Regions from separate parts of the Homo sapiens genome. Here region 1 is linked to region 2. A link is an interaction called in ENCODE POLR2A ChIA-PET data of the cell type or tissue named here. Cell type or tissue: PC-9. All regions are shown on one strand. Links, peaks and the distances in the headings refer to the core of each region. The heading gives the core; the rest is flanking DNA. Region 1 has its middle 11 kb from the start of BHLHE41. Region 2 overlaps SSPN-AS1 (SSPN antisense RNA 1).

The links. Peaks named below come from ENCODE experiments on the same cell type or tissue, not always from the same donor. Only the 100,000 strongest peaks of a DNase experiment are listed, where the experiment ranks them.
Region 1: POLR2A ChIA-PET joins it to region 2 with 12 read pairs; 6 of 35 experiments call an interaction of 5 or more read pairs at or near these places.

The regions. Positions count from the first base shown.
Region 1 is chr12:26,111,952-26,116,346 of GRCh38, reverse strand. No RefSeq gene overlaps it. Among named protein-coding and RNA genes, the nearest start is that of BHLHE41, 11 kb to the left of the region's middle. RefSeq lists a silencer at 1,838-2,187. In PC-9, for the core only: CTCF peaks have their summits at 2,224 and 2,425; DNase peaks (open chromatin) are centred at 1,716, 2,106, 3,346, 3,866 and 1 weaker place; H3K4me3 peaks cover 2,793 bases; H3K27ac peaks cover 4,000 bases.
Region 2 is chr12:26,248,536-26,252,930 of GRCh38, reverse strand. All of the region lies in intron 1 of SSPN-AS1 (SSPN antisense RNA 1), which reads left to right. LOC105369705 (a long non-coding RNA gene) reads right to left here and starts at 59. Exons shown (of 6, transcript XR_007063249.1): 1 at 11-59. RefSeq lists an enhancer at 2,166-2,335. In PC-9, for the core only: no CTCF peak of the experiment used is centred there; no DNase peak of the experiment used is centred there; H3K27ac peaks cover 331 bases.

The sequences.
Region 1 (4,395 bases), core at 89-4,088, 140 kb after region 2:
AAACAAATATACATTGTATTTTTATACACTAGCAATGAACAACTGGAAATTAAACTTTAAAAAGTGCCATTTACAATAAGCTGCAGTACAGTTTAATTGGCTATATTTGACTTGAGGTCTAAGCAAGGATTTCCTAACTTGCCAGTCTCTTTAGAGCGTGACTGCTATGCTGGCTCTCACCAAAATCGCCTCCTGAGGATTTGAACCATGGGCTGGGACTAGGGAGTCACGATATTTCCTGCTGCGAAGTGAGATATGATAGTATTCAGAGCATGATCATATCTCATGTGGTAGGGGAACGAAAGCAGTACCTCATGAGCAGCTCTTTGTCTCACCTCCTCCATCTATCTGTTTTACAAAAGAAACTAATGGTGACTTCTTTCCCTTCGAGTAAGGGAGTGAGAGAGACTGAGCAGTTCTAGAGGGAAACATGGCATCCTAAGGCCTGATTTTCAAAAACCTTTGGGAGGAAGCTGAGGCAAAGAACTAGTCCAAGGTCATAGAGCTCAGTAAGAGAACCAGGATTTTTGGTTCTGAGTCTAGTGCTCTTTATACTTTTATGCCATAGTTTTAGTAATGGGGAGGGACAGGCTAAGGTTTTCTCATGGAATGAGTTGAGCTAGCCCATGTGCGATCCTCAAAGGCAGAGTATACTTGCTGGTGGAGAAGGAAAGATTATCACCATAATAATCTTGCTAAATTATGGCATAGAGCATGCAATAATTTTGAGAGAGATGAAATTCTAGGGAAATAATTTTCAAAGTCTCCTACAAATAACCATACTATTCCATCATCCACTCACTTTGGAGACATCCAGAAATGTGCCTTTCCTAGTTTGGAAGTCTCCACATAACGGTGGGCTTTCTGCCCCTCTATACCTGTGTGGTCCTGGTTGTGCCCTAGAGGTTCTCTATAACAGAAGGGATCTAGGACCAAAATAACCTATGAAGCTGGTCAGAGAGAACCTCTAGAATCCAGCAAGCTGGAGAGAGGGCCATGTGCTACAGTTTTTATATAGAGTATTTTTAGGGCACTGTGAACTTTAGCTAAGGTTTCAATTTTGGAGCCTTTTCCATATGGGTGTGCACACAGAATATTATGTGCTGCACAACAGAGATATTGAGTATCTGCCAGATAGTTTAATACATGTTGCTTCCATATGCGGCCTTGCGGCTTCCTCACTGTGATTCGAAAATTAGCTGTAACAGGGGGACTTCAGTCTGACCCAACTCCTGGCGACCTGTAACTCAGAGCAACCAGAAAAACCCTTATAGTATTATAAAGACACAGGATTCTAAGACACCTTAAGCAGGACTTAGTTTTCAAATACATATTATCTTGAACAAGGCTTATCTATCTGCCTAGCCATATCGTGGTTGTGTAAACCGCGTATGACCAGAGAGGCACCTGACTGCAGGCACCCCCGAAGGCCTCTGCAGACCCAAGTGGGCGCGATAATGGATCGATTTCTGAACTGTGCCTGCTAAGATCCTCATTTTAAAACTAGTAAACCAACCCTTGCTCCTTGAATCACCGTTTGAGCGCTGCATGGGGGGTTGGAGGGAAAGGAGGGGGGAATAATGTCATCAGCCTTGAGCTCTTCAAGGGGCTCTAGGATTGGAGAGAGAGGAAAAGCATTCTTAGGTTGCCTAGCGATAAAGCTGCAGATGATATCATTCTCCCCGAGGCCGGCCTCCCCGCCTGGTTTTCCTTCCTCCCTTCCCTGCTCCAGTCTCCCACGCCTGGGTTCAAAGTACAGCCGCGCGGGGTTAGGGAACCGGGGCCGGACGCGGCGCTGTCACGTGTGCCCGCACATGTCTGGGCGCACGCTGAGCAGCACGTGAGAGGGGGCCGGGGAGGGGCGGGGCCTGCTCGCCGTCCTACGCGCGTGCGCGTCCACAGTTCTCCAGACGCTGGCCCCGGGGCGCTGGCGGGCGGCGGGATGGGGGACCGTGGGGCCGAGGGCGGAGCCGAGGCGGCCGGGCCCGGGCGCGCTCTCCCGACAGCTGCACCACACCCTTCCCGGCTGCGTCTCCGCGGGCCAGCCCTGGGTAGTCATCCCTCCCGAATTAAAGCTGGCTCTGACTCGGGACTCCTCAAACCATTCTGACACAGCAGTTTCCGAGCGGCCCTCCTGGGCGCGGGTTACGCGAAGGTCGACACCCGCCTCAGAAGGGCCTTGGGGCGGGAACTCCGGTCTAGAGCGGGCCGCGGCCGGGCGGGACCTCAGCAGGTCCAGGCCCCGGGCCAGGACTTGCGGGGAAAACCCCAGGTGGTGGGTGGGGGTGGGGAGAAAGTGCCAGAGGAGAGTTCTGGGCAAACGAGGTGTCGCAGTACCGGCTGTCTGAGGCATTACATCTTTTCACTGGGCTCACGTGGAGTTTTGCAAATTGAATTCCCACTAATTAAGTACTAGGCGATTTGTTTAATTGTGATGAAATACACTGGGACTTTCCGTTCAAGGTGTAAAGTAAGAGAAGTGATTTTATGGCACGAACGGATTTTGCATGGTGCAGTAAAATGAAGGAAACTAATGTAGCCAGGGGCCGGGGGATGGATTTGTTGTTTTTTTTTTGTTTGTTTGTTTGGTTGGGTTTTTTTTGGTAAATTACCATCTAGTTATTTACAAACCCCTTTTGGGCAAATTGGTCATCTAACACTTTCACTCTTGGAAGTGACCACGTTGATTTTGTAACACTTTCTGAAACATGCCTGTTTATAAACAGCCTAAAATGAACAATTACTTTGGAGTAATTTGGAGTTCATGGTGTCTTTTAGATAACTGAGTATACCCAAGGGTGTTGCAAAAGTAGAGAAGTACCACTACCCTCTGCAAATATGGCTTTGGTCATGTGATGGAAAAAGATCTCAGACGTTGCCAGAAATATCTGGACAGGTCAGGTGCCAGTATTTGCTAAGACATTACAGAATGGTTGTAATCTCTCCAGTCTAAATGGCACAGTGAGTGCCACCCTGGAGACAGGCTGCTGGAAGCTAACAGACATTAACAAAGCACAAGGCATCCTTTGTTTGTTGTTTGTCTGTTAATGATATGTATGCATAATGTCCTATAGGTTGAGTTTCAATTGCACTTCCTCCCCGCGGCCCCCCACCACGTTAGACCGTTTGCACGAGACAGTTTAGTCATTAATATTCTGAAAGGTTGAAAAAGCAAAGATAAACTTCAAACATTCACTCAAATATATATTGAGCTTCTATATGTGCCAGGCGTTGGAGATACAGCAGCGATCATACAGGCAAGTTCATCACCGCTCGTGATGTTTACGACTCCTAGCAAAGTCTCAAAGCTTCCCAGGCATTTGCCAACACAATGATTATTTACGACAATTAGTCATCCTCTCCCTCAGCATGAAATTTTTTCAGTTGGCCCTTAGGAAGAATGTCAGGTGAAAGGGCTGGATCTCTAATCCTATCAATTCCTACTCACGGTCTCCTCTTTCTTCTCCCCTTTCCTCACTCCTTTCATACTAGCCTCCCTGCTGGTCTTCCAGCAGGACAGGCTTGATTCTTTACCAGAATGTTTGCATTTTTTCCTTCTTCTGCCTGCAAGACTGGGTCCCCAGATATCTGGAAAGCCAATTCCGTCACCTTTTCTCTCCATGTTTTGTAAGTCTCTTTTCAAATACCGTTCTTTAGAAAGGCCTTCCCCGAGCAACCCATAGGCAATGTATAAAATGCTTCCTCCCCACCAACATCATCCTTTATTTTTACTGTTTTGTTTTTCTAAATAGCAGGTATCACCTGTCATTACAACGATGTACTGTGTGTGTATACACACTCATAATCTGTTTATTGCTTGTCCACCTCACTAGGATAAGCAGGGACTTAGTTTGGTTCGTTGCTTTGTGCAATGCAAGAATGGTGTCTGGCAATAAATAAGTAAATAAACATGGCCTTTTGTAAATAAATATGTATGACTCTCAATAAATATTTTCTGGATGAATGAACATTTCTAGCAACTAGTTCAGTTTGATCGCCTCCAAAGATAACAGCGCACAACTTTTCAAAGCATCACATTGCGTGTTACGAACCCATGTCCTCCACTCTTACTGAACACCTATGTCCCAGGCACTGTGTGATCCAAAGAATAAACTACATAGAGAAGTCAGCAAGTGGTAAGGAGGCAAAGGCAGTGAACATCTTATACCTGCAAGTGGGAAAAGATTCAGCCTGATTCGGAAGCTTATTGGAAACAGTGATGAAGCATTAATGGAGTTCCCTTAACAATAGAGTTAATTCAATTTCACCTTAGTCCAAATGATTGCAAGTTACCATGTCTAAAAAATTGCTCATCTAGAGAAGTTCCTTCTGTAAAATTGAAAATTAAAGGAGATTTTGATCATTTGATCCCTTTAGTCAGCAAGAATAGCTGTA
Region 2 (4,395 bases), core at 193-4,192:
TCCATTTTACCTTGATTCTGAGAACATTCTCTTTCAAACAGCTCAGAAGTCATGACAATGGATCTGCAGATAAAGATACTAAATATGAGCACACCATTTGGCACTGCTATAAAGAAATTTACTTAGTCTCATTTAAGTAAACGCAATTTATTACTTTTTAAGTTTTAGAATAAACTAATAGTCCAATCATGAAAAGCATAAACATAATCTTAAGTTACTATTAATATTATGGGCTAGTCACTCTTCTAACCACTTTACATGCATGGACTCATTTGTTTCTCACAACAACACCATGAAGTAGGACCTATTTTTCTTCATCTGTAAAATACAGATGAACAAACTGAGCTACAGATAGAGTATCTTGCTTGACCAAATTTAATCAGCTAAAGTGAGTAGAACCAGGTTCAAACAAAGCCAGTCTGCTACAGACCCTTCTCATAACCATGGCACTATCATATCTTAGAACAGAATGTAAATTTTTTTTTTTTTGAGACGGAGTCTTGCTATGTCGCCCAGGCTGGAGTGCAGTGGTATGATCTCTGCTCACTGCAACCTCCACCTCCCAGGTTCAAGAGATTCTCCTGCCTCAGCCTCCCTAGTAGCTGGGATTACAGTTGCCCACCACCACGCCCTGCTAACTTTTTTGTATTTTTAGTAGACACAGGGCTTCACCATGTTGGCTAGGCTGGTTTCGAACTCCTGACCTTAAGTGAACCGCCTGCCTTGGCCTCCCAATGTGCTGGGATTATAGGTGTGAGACACCGCATCCGGCTAATGTAAATATTATTATCCTTGAAAATATAAAAATAAACGTGTAGTGGATAGAAACTAGGATTCAGGAAACAGAGAAGTGATATTAAGGGAACAGTAAGAGTCACGATATCTTCATCTTGTTTGGCTAGTATTTTAGCTTTCTCTTGCTACATAACAAATTACCACAAACTTAGCAGCCTAAAACAACACTCATTATCTCCTAGTTTTCGTGGGTCAGACGTCTTGGCATGAACCAGCTGGGTTTTCTGCTCAATGTCTTGCCAAGCTGCAATCAAGGAGTCAGCCAGGGCTGCACTCTAATCGTAGGTGGGGGCCCTCTTCCCAGCCCACTGACTGTGGTAGATTTTCAGCTCCTTGTTGTTGTAAGATTGGTGTTCCTCATGGAATATTCCAGAGGCAGTTCATGACATGGCTGTTTGCTTTCTTCCAGGCCAGCTGGAAAGCATCTCTGTTGCTTCACTTTCTTTTAAATGACTCGCCTGATTAGGTCAGGCCCACCCAGGACACCTCCCGTTGATTAACTCAAACTTAATTGATTAGTAACGGACCCTGCCCACACTTAAAGGAAAAGGATTACACAAGGTATGCACATCAAGGGATAGAAACTTGGGGGATCATCTTAGAATTCTGCCTACTACAGTTAGGAATCAGGAAAATGGCATCCAAGGTTTACAGACAAGAAATAGATATTTAATGATATTCTTTTTTTTTTTTTGAGACAGAGTATCACTCTGTCGCCAGGCTGGAGTGCAGTGGCGCGATCTCAGCTCACTGCAACCTCCACCTCCTGAATTCAAGCAATTCTCCTGCTTCAGCCTCCCGAGTAGCTGGGACTACAGGTGCGCACCACCATGCCCAGCTAATTTTTGTATTTTTAGTAAAGACAGGGTTTCACCATTTTGGCCAGGATGGTCTCAATCTCCTGACCTCAAGTGATCTGCCTGCCTCGGCCTCCCAAAGTGCTGGGATTACAGGCATAAGCCACCGCACCCAGCCTATATTTCTAAAATAAAGATTAATTGAATAAAGATTAATACCATAAAAACACCTACTTGTAAGAATGACAAAAAAAGAAGAAAGTATGTAATACTAGTAAATGTTAGGAGGAAGGAAGGAAGGAATTCAGGGGTTGAATGCGAGCCAAGTTAGTTCTCAGCCTTGATTTCACAGCAGAATCATCTGAATATCTTGAAAAATGACTAATAACTTAGAACCCGCCCAAGACAAAATAAGTCAGAATTTATAGGGGTGGGGACAAGTTATAGATATGTTTTAAAAGCTCTTCAGGTGATTTTAATCTGCATCCAGCTAGAAAACCTCAGAGCTGAATCTTCATCTTTCTTAATAGAGAGGTCATTGGAATTCCCCCCAACCTAAAGTTGATAATAGAGATATAATCATGTTATTTGGAATTGTGAAAACAACCATCAGAAGCACTACCTCCAATGAAGAGTGGGGCTGGGAAGTTTGGGAGCGTAGAATTAGCCAATTAGTGCTCAGTCCAAATCTGCCTGCACTATTTTTTTTTAATCATCTGCATGTATTATGTTGACTTATTTAAAAAATATTTCAGGTGGGTGCAGTGGCTCATGCCTATAATTCTAGTACTTTGGGAGGCTGAGGTGGTCAGATTGCTTGACTTCATGAGTTCAAGACCAGCCTGGGCAACATGGCAAGACCTCATCTCTACAAAAAAATACAGAAGTTAGCCTGGCATCATGACACGCACCTGTAGTCCCAGCTACTCGAGAGGCTGAGGTGGGAAGACAGCTTGAGCCAAGGAGGTTGAGGCTGCAGTGAGCCATGATTGCACTACTGCACTACAGCCTGGCAAGAGAGCGAGACCCTGCCTCAAAAAAAAAAAAAAAAAAAAAGGAAAAAGAAAAAAAAGGTTTCAGAGCTTGTAGTCCCTTCAACAAGTGAAAAGTCAACACTTCCTATATGATTAGCACTAAAACCTTACCAGCCAATATGACCTAGCTATTATGTGCTTTTCTTTAAAAACACATGCCCTAAACCTAATGAAACAAGTACTGGGGTTTGTTCCTTTGGTGTAGAAATGCACATAATTTTCATGCTATCTCATTTTTTAAAAATTCTGCCCCCTCGCCACCCTTTTCACTTCCTGTGTCAGTAAGCATTAATTCAGAATAGCTTTTGTATGCATTTCCTATTGCTGTAACAAATACCACAAACTGGATGTCCAAAAACAACAGAAATTATCTGTAGTAGTTTGATAGTCCACAAATCTGAAATTCATTTCACCACCCTGAAAACCAGGTGTGAGTTGACAGGGCTGCAGATCTTCCAAAGCCTCTAGGGGTAAATCCACTTCTTGCCCCTTCCAGCTCCTGGTGGCTGCCAGCATTCCTTGGTTGGTGGCCACATCACACCAATCTCTGGTCAGATTGCCTTCTCCTCTTCTGCGTCAAACTCCCTCTGTGTCTCTCTTATGAGGATACATGTGATTGCACTTAGAGCCCTCCTGGGTAGTCCAGGATAACCTCCCCACTTCAAGATCCTTCACTTAATCATGTCTGCAAAGTCCCTTTTTTCCATATAAGGTAACATTTACAGCATAAGGTAACATTACAGGTGCCCCTAACCCCCAGACCACAAACCAGTACAGGTCCTAGGCCTGTTAGGAACCAGGCCACATAGAAGGAGGTGAGCGGCAGTCAAGCTAGCAAAGCTTCGTCTGTATTTACAGCTGCTACCCATTGCTCACATTACTGCCTGAGCTCTGCCTCATGTCAGATCAGTGGCACCATTAGATTCTCATAGGAGCGCCAACCTTATGGTGAACTGTGCATGTGAGGGATCTAGGTTGTGTGCTCCTTTTGAGAATCTAATGCCTGATGATCTGTCACTCTCTCCCATCACCCCCAGGTGGGACCATCTAGTTGCAGGAAAACAAGCTCAGCACTCTCACTGATTCTACATTATGCTGAGTGGTATAATTATTTCATTATCTATTATAGTGTAATAACAATAGAAATAAAGTGCACAATAAATATAGTATGTTAGAATCATCCCAAAACCATGACCCTTCTACCCCCTCCATGGAAAAACTGTCTTCCACAAAACTGATCCCTGGTGCCAAAAAGGTTGGGGCCCACTGATTTACAGGATCCTAAGGATTGGAACACGGATATTGTTGTAGGACTTCAGTCTACCATTATTTTTTACATTTTTAATCATTGAGCTAGCTTCCAATGTCTGTTCAGATGAAGGAAATATATCTGAGGTGAAAATGAAATTTTAAAATCTAATTTATTTGGAGCTCTGGAAACACTATGAAAGGAAAATACATGATAATGGGAAGTGTCCGTATTTTTCAGAGTTAAGTATTTTATTTGTCTTGTTTATAGTAGATTCTCCTATTTTATGTAGATCTCCCTATTTTATTTACTATTTGACTTCTGTTTTTTACTCTTAAAATATTTTGTTTCATTATATCTTTCTTTTAAGTTGGTAAAGAGCAAATAAGATGAACTGAATATACCTACAAGTAATTCATGTTTTCATGTATTCTTTGCTAATAACTACTCTGTTCAAGACCATCATAATTTTCTTCAACATTAACTTTGGTTTTTTAAAAAAGATATTTGTTTGCCTTCT